Linked DNA regions of Homo sapiens: region 1 is linked to region 2. The links are chromatin contacts, found by POLR2A ChIA-PET in ENCODE. All regions are on one chromosome and are shown on one strand. Each heading gives the region's core, a stretch centred on a gene start or an enhancer-like site at or near the end of the contact. The rest is flanking DNA. Distances are from core to core; before and after follow the strand shown.

Evidence for each region. ChIA-PET counts read pairs that join two places held with the same protein, here RNA polymerase II (POLR2A).
Region 1: POLR2A ChIA-PET joins it to region 2 with 11 read pairs in CD4-positive, alpha-beta T cell. The contact joins the promoter of TRAF3IP2 here to the promoter of ASCC3 in region 2. POLR2A ChIA-PET finds 5 or more read pairs at or near these places in 2 of 52 experiments (CD4-positive, alpha-beta T cell and OCI-LY7).

What each region holds. Positions count from the first base shown.
Region 1 is chr6:111,604,578-111,607,995 of GRCh38, forward strand. It overlaps TRAF3IP2 (TRAF3 interacting protein 2), which reads right to left and starts at 1,301. Exons shown (of 9, transcript NM_147686.4): 1 at 1,199-1,301. RefSeq lists enhancers at 1,010-1,079, 1,370-1,419, 2,265-2,897.
Region 2 is chr6:100,879,727-100,882,903 of GRCh38, forward strand. It overlaps ASCC3 (activating signal cointegrator 1 complex subunit 3), which reads right to left and starts at 1,603. Exons shown (of 42, transcript NM_006828.4): 1 at 1,335-1,603. It overlaps LOC107984041 (a long non-coding RNA gene), which reads left to right and starts at 1,731. Exons shown (of 8, transcript XR_007059692.1): 1 at 1,731-1,928. RefSeq lists an enhancer at 1,447-1,566.

The DNA.
Region 1 (3,418 bases), core at 51-2,550, about 11 Mb after region 2:
GGCCTCAATTCCAGGCAGCCCTCCCGCAGAGACACGTGTCTCCCAGCCTTTCGCCCTGACTGCTGCTTTACCTCTTGCCTTGAGAGCAGACGAGTGAAACAGAAATCAAAGCAGTTGACATGGAAGGGGGGTGAGCACCTACTAGGCATTTGGTAGCATGCTGGATTCTGGGAGGTAGAAAAATATCAGGAAACAAAGTCCTTTCCTCAAGGGGGTAACCAACTGGTAGTGGGAGGTAAAATTAAAATATGTGAATAATCGGTAAACAAAACAAGTCTTGAAGACCACCCATTACCACTACCCCTCTGGGACTATCCTGGCTTTGTTTTATAAGGGAATTTGACACACTCATGTTAGATCACCACCCCCCATCAATTTACTGATGAAGAAATCCAGGCTTAGTGGAGTCAGAGTGAATTGCCTAAGTCATGGAACCACAAGAAGTGAAGAACTTGAAACCAAGTTTCTTGTCCTTTTAAAAAATTTGGCCTCTTGTTCTCCTGTTCCTTTAAAAAAAAAAAAATCCCCCTATTCTAAGATACCATCTTGAACTTGAAAGTCACAAGAAGCTTGATTAGCTTCTAAGATCAAGTTCTGGCATTTCTCCCCCTTGTTCCCAAAGGCTCCGTCCAGCGCCAGGCTGGGAGGGCTGGAGGGCGGCTGCGGAGAGGGGCCGGGAGGCGGCTCACAGCCAGCACAGAGCTCAGCAGAACTTCCTGGCCCAAAAATGTGCTGTTGATTTTTTTCCCCCCTGCACGAAACAAGGATTGAGAAAACTGCCACTGACGTGTTCTGGGGCTGAAAGCCAATTACTTAATCTTTGCCATCCCTGGCTCTCTCTTTGGAGAAGTGGGGCTTGAATTCTTGAGAGAAACTTGTGGGGACACTAAGTACCCAAACGAATGGTTCCCAGGCAGCTCCGAGCTGTCCCCGTGTGCGAGCCTCCTCTCCTCAAAGGGTTAACCCGGCGGGGCTCGCTGGCCTGAAATACTATACTAGCAACACATCCTTGCAGCACAAACTTCACTGTCATTTTCTCAGCTAAGATGGTCTCTGTGCGAACAAGTTAAAGGAGGGGAGACGAACACAGAGGAAAGTAGAGGCAGAATGTTTCAGTAAAGGAGAAACAGCGTGCTTTGGGAAATAGGTCAGAGGTGAAGAAATAAGACCAGGCAAGTGGCAACTCCGAATAACTTACCTTAGATCCACCACGGACAGACAGACTGGGCCCGGAGGGTAGTCGGCTCTCGGCGGCTTCTCGTCTCCCTCCACCTTCTCCGGGCCCAGGTAAGTAGAAGAACAGGCTCTGAAGCAGGAAGTGGAAGCTGTATGCAAATTTCTACGGAGCCTAGGAAGCCTCTGCTCAAAATCTCCCTGTGGGCAGTGAATCAACGGCTGAGGAGTCACTTTATTTCTTAAAACAGAAACCTCCTTCATTCATGAGAAAGGGCCAGTGACCAATTAGGCGGCATTTTTGTTTTCGCCACCCAGCTAAGAAGCTGCCCAGGAGTGGGCAGAACCTCAGTGTAGTCGCAGTGCCCTCGCCTGGGAGGGTGTCTCCGGGAGGAGATTGAACTCGAATGTTAAGAATTAGTAATCATTAGCAGCTCCAAAGGAGGGGATTGTGGGCAGATAATGGGGAAGAAGAGGGAGTCGAGCTTCTTCCACCTCCTCTAACTGCTTAAAACATCAGCATTGCCGAGCGCGGTGACTCACGCCTGTAATCCCAGCACTTTAGGAGGCCGAGGCGGGAGGATCACGAGGTCAGGAGATCGAGACCATCCTGGCTAACAAGGTGAAACCCCGTCTCTACTAAAAAATACAAAAATTAGCCGGGCGTAGTGGCGGACGCCTGTAGTCCCAGCTACTCGGGAGGCTGAGGCAGGAGAATGGCGTGAACCCGGGAGGTGGAGCTTGCAGTGAGCCGAGATCGCCACTGCACTCCAGACTGGGCGACAGAGCGAAGACTCCGTCTCAAAAAAAAAATTTAAAAAAACCCAAAAAATCAGTATTTGCTGCCCATAACCACTGGGGGGGTGGGGGGGGGCTCACTGACCATGCTCCTGGACACACGTGTACACACAGCATACACATGCCTGTGGCTTGTGCACACACACCACCCTATTGTCAGGCACAAAAAAAGTGGTTAATTTTAAGAACACACACACACACATACATACACATGCACACATGCACACTAACCTCCTCTGGCTGCATTTTCCTGACCTCAAGATTTTTTTTCTCCCCTTTCCTTCCCATTGTTTAATCAGTAGCCTGCAGAATTTATTGCATGAAGGAGCGCTGCAGGCAGGATGATACCCAGCGATGTGAACAGAGAGAGAGAGAGACAACTGCCTTTCGGGGCAGCAGTCAGTAATGGGAGCAGTGTTAGCTGGAGCTTTGGAGTCAGGAGGACCTGGGTACGAACTCAGCCATGTCACTGGCCAGCTGGGCGCCCTGGGCAGACACACCATGCTCCTGGTGCTGGACTTGTCTGCCTGTTGAAGGGGTCCAAGTGTCAGTCCACTCAGCCGGCTATCTCTCTACTCTCATCAAGGGGACAGGCCCCAGAGCATCCCTGTTCAGATTGTACCAGGTTCTGCTCAAGCAGGATACAGGAAGCAGGTTGCTCAACATTCCACAAGCAGAGAAAATGCAGCTTGTTTTTAACACAGTATACACAGGTTGTTTGCATTTGGTTTGCAGAAAATGATGCAGCTATTAAAAATCATCAATATGTATGTATTATCTGAGCCACTAACATGAAAAAGTGGCTCTGAGATATTATTTAACTAAAAGTATTATCTTATTTTTTGCCAATATATGTGACATATACACACACATAGATATGTATATCGATTTTTTTTAAGAGACAGTGTCTCAGTCTATTGCCCAGGCTGGAGTGCAGTGGCGCAATCATAGCTCACTGCAGCCTTGACCTCCTGGGCTCAAACAATCCTCCTGCCTCAGTCTCCCGGGTAGGTGGGACTACAGGTGCACACCGCCACACCTAGCTAATTTTTAAATTTTTTCTAGAGACAGGTCTCCCTGTGTTGCTGAGGCTGGTCTTGAACTCCTGGTCTCAAGGGATCCTCCCACCTTGTGAGCAGCAAGCCACCCAGGTGCCGAGGCAAGAGACCGAGGACACGAGCTGTTCCAGTACAATAAAATATAAAACAAGAATAGTTATACCAGATATAGATCTTAGATATGATTATATATGAATATCATTAATCATTAGTTTGTAGCAATTACTCTTTATTCCAATATTACAATAAACCTTGCTCTATAATCATAACCTAGGAAAAACCAGGCCATACGAGATAAGAGCTGAGGGGACACAGTGAGAAGTGACCAAAAGACAAGAGTGCGAGCCTTCCGTTATGCCCAGACAGAGCCACCAGAAGGGCTCCTTGGC
Region 2 (3,177 bases), core at 353-2,852:
CTTTGAAAAAGAAAAACTTACTCTTCTGAAATGGCAAACCACTGGTACATATACTACTTTTTGATCAAAGGCAATATCAAATCATGCTGTTAAAGCAAGATCATCTGTTCCCCTTTCAATGCCAATTACATATATACATTGACAATAACTTTTTCTTTTAAAAGCTTTGTTTTGGTTAACTACAGATCCATGGCATGAGAAAGAACCCTAGTCAAGATTCTGTCTTAAAAGGAGGCTGCTGGATTATAGAAAGTTCATGAGCACAGAGACTGTCTCTCTCTTGCTCTCCTAGGCCTAGCCCAGCGTTTGACACATAGGAAGACTTGAATGAATGAATGACAAAAAACTGTTAAGCAGGGATCAAGAAAGCTGAACCATGAAAAATTAATTTCTCATATAAATAGGATTATTTAGCCTAAGCTTAAGAGCATCTTTAAGGATCATTTTTCTCATGCAAGACTATTATAACCATCATTAAAAAAAAGAGACAACATAAACTGGAGCACAATCCATAGTAAAACCAAAAGCTTAATTCTCAACATTTGAGAACTTTGAGAATCAGAAAAAGGATTTCAATCTATGAAACATAAAATCTGGTGATGGAGAAAATGGCTGTCAATCTCACCTAACCTAGGGAAAGAAAGAAAATGTAACCATGAGTTTGAATGCACAAGTGACAACACATCAAACTTTTACCAGCCCCTAGAATTATGCTTCTTTTAAACCAAAGAATAGCAAATACCATTAGCACACTGCATTCCATGAGTAAGTTAATTTATAAGAAACCTATTTGAAATGACTGCCCAGTACTCACAAAACCTCCCTAGCACCCACATACACATTTATTTATTTCAAAATGACATTATAGGCTCCTTGATTGCGAAATTCACCCACAATCCATCACGGTCAGCTACCTATTTACTTTCCAGTGTGTTGGGGGAAAAATATGAGGAAGATTTCTTTCCCCAAATCTACGTGAAGAAAACGAAGTTATCAAGGCTTTGTAACAGAAAAAAAGAAAACAAATTACCCATGCATGGGACAGAAAAACCTCATCTGGTCACGTTGTGGCTTAACACTTGGACAATATGTAGCTTAGGTTAAGTTTTCTATCCCCAACCCCACCTACAAACTCTAGGAATGGGCGGTATTGTTGCGAGACCCCGGACTCGACCTCATGCCACTGAAAAGGATGACAGGTCGGGACTTGCCCCGGAGGCAGGAAGAGAATCTCTGGCGGGTCGCGTAGCCCGCCTCGCCGTCCCCGCCTCCAGCCAGCTCCCCTGGCCGCGGCGACCCTTCTCGTCCTCCCACCTCCACCTCCACCTCCTCACCTCTCGGCCTGGCTCACGCGTTTCCCATCACTCTGTCAGCTCCTGCCACCGCGCCTTCTTCCCTTTCGGTTTTACTTTAACTTCCCACGCCGGGTGAGGAGCTGAGCGCAGGGCCAAAGATGCGAGCGGGCAGCTGTATCGCCGCGCCCCGTCCGCCCTCCAAGCCGCGCTTGCCGGGGTCGCGCCCAGTCACAGGGAACCGCGTGTGAGGACCATCAGTCAGACAGACAGACGCAAAGACGCACAGACCCGGCGAGGAGGGACAGAGTGGAGCTGGCGCCGGCCTACACGTCACCGCCCCGCTGCAGCGCCAACGTCGGCACGTCGACTCGTCGACTCCGGGCCCTCTGCCCCGCCCGCGTGCGCGCGCCGCTCCGCCTCCCGCCTCCAGCCTCTAGTCCGCTGGGTTCGGAGGAGCAGAGGCGGAAGGTCCCGGCGGCGGCGAGGATGCGCCCCAGGGCGGGAGCGGGACGCTCCACTTTACCCTGGCTGCCCGCAACGGGCCAGGCCTGCCGTCTCTACCTCTCTACCTGTGAGTTTTTTCCCTGCATTTACTTCAGTCTGCCGCGTCTTCTCCCCGCCCTTCTCTGTAAGGTAAATATGTGGAGGAAATAATTCCTATTAAAGGTAAAGGAAAGGAGAGCAATTTGAATGAAGAAACAGGTAGTTGCTATCGTCGTTTTCAGCCAAAGCCCTCTGGCTGCTAGAGAGTATACATGGTTCTCTGGTGTCAAGGCCTGTTTTCCATAAGCTTTCTGGATTCTCAGCTTAGTTCCCTCAAAGTGATCTCTGCAAGTCGGCTCTTCGGTCAGAAGACCTCCTCCAAAAACAGAAAGCCCAAAGATTCCCTAACTCGATTGAAAAGATAGGAAGATACGAAGAAAAACTAACCTAAAGAATTGTGTGGTTTATCTGCAAAGAGTTCTAGACTAAAAGCCAACAATGCAAAGATAGTATGAGTTAATATGTTTGTTGTGGCTCTCTTCTGCCATTCCCGCTTCCTCAAGGTAATGTGCCCCGATGCCTGGTAGAACTGTTTTGTAGAGGCAGCCAATAGTGATCCAGTTATTGTCTTTACTGGTCAGACCACCTCTGAAGTGCTGTGTTCAGCATTTGAAGACTTTAATCAAGCTGGCATTATATCAGGGAAGAGCAAAATGATGACGAGAACTCAAAAACAGGGCAAGTGAAGAAGGATTGATTAAACCTTCCAGGACTCACCTAGAAGAGAGAAAACTACTGGACTCTCTCCAAATATGAAATGACCTATCATGTGAAGTTGATTTGTTTCATGTGATGCAAACTTCAGGGAACAGATTTAAGATCCTGAAAAGAAGATGCCCTTGTAGCACGACCCAAAGAATTGCCTACCTTAGCATGTGTGAATACCTCAACCACAGAATTTTGCTTCAAGGAGATTCTGAAGCTCACTTAATAGGGACTTGGTACAGGGGAGCCACACATCAACAGAATAATTAGTTGATGGTTTTGTTAAAGATATTTCCAGTCTTGAGATTACATGTGTCTTTGGTCCTGGACTTCATAGAGTTTACAAGTTAGTTCATGAGACAAGACAAATGCATCACAAAAATAAATAATGCAAGGAGGCCAAGTGATAATGAGAGGTGCTGATAAGTGCTAGGAATTCACATGACAGATTATTCCCATCACAGTTCCAGAGGCTTAAGGGAGAAGAGAGGAACTGAAAATAGACTACCTAGAACTGCCCTATCCATTGGGGTAGCCACCAGTTAAATACGTCTCTTGACATTTGAAATGTGGCTTGTCCAAACTGAGACATGCAATGAGTCCAAAATGTACACCAGATTTCAAAGACTTAGAA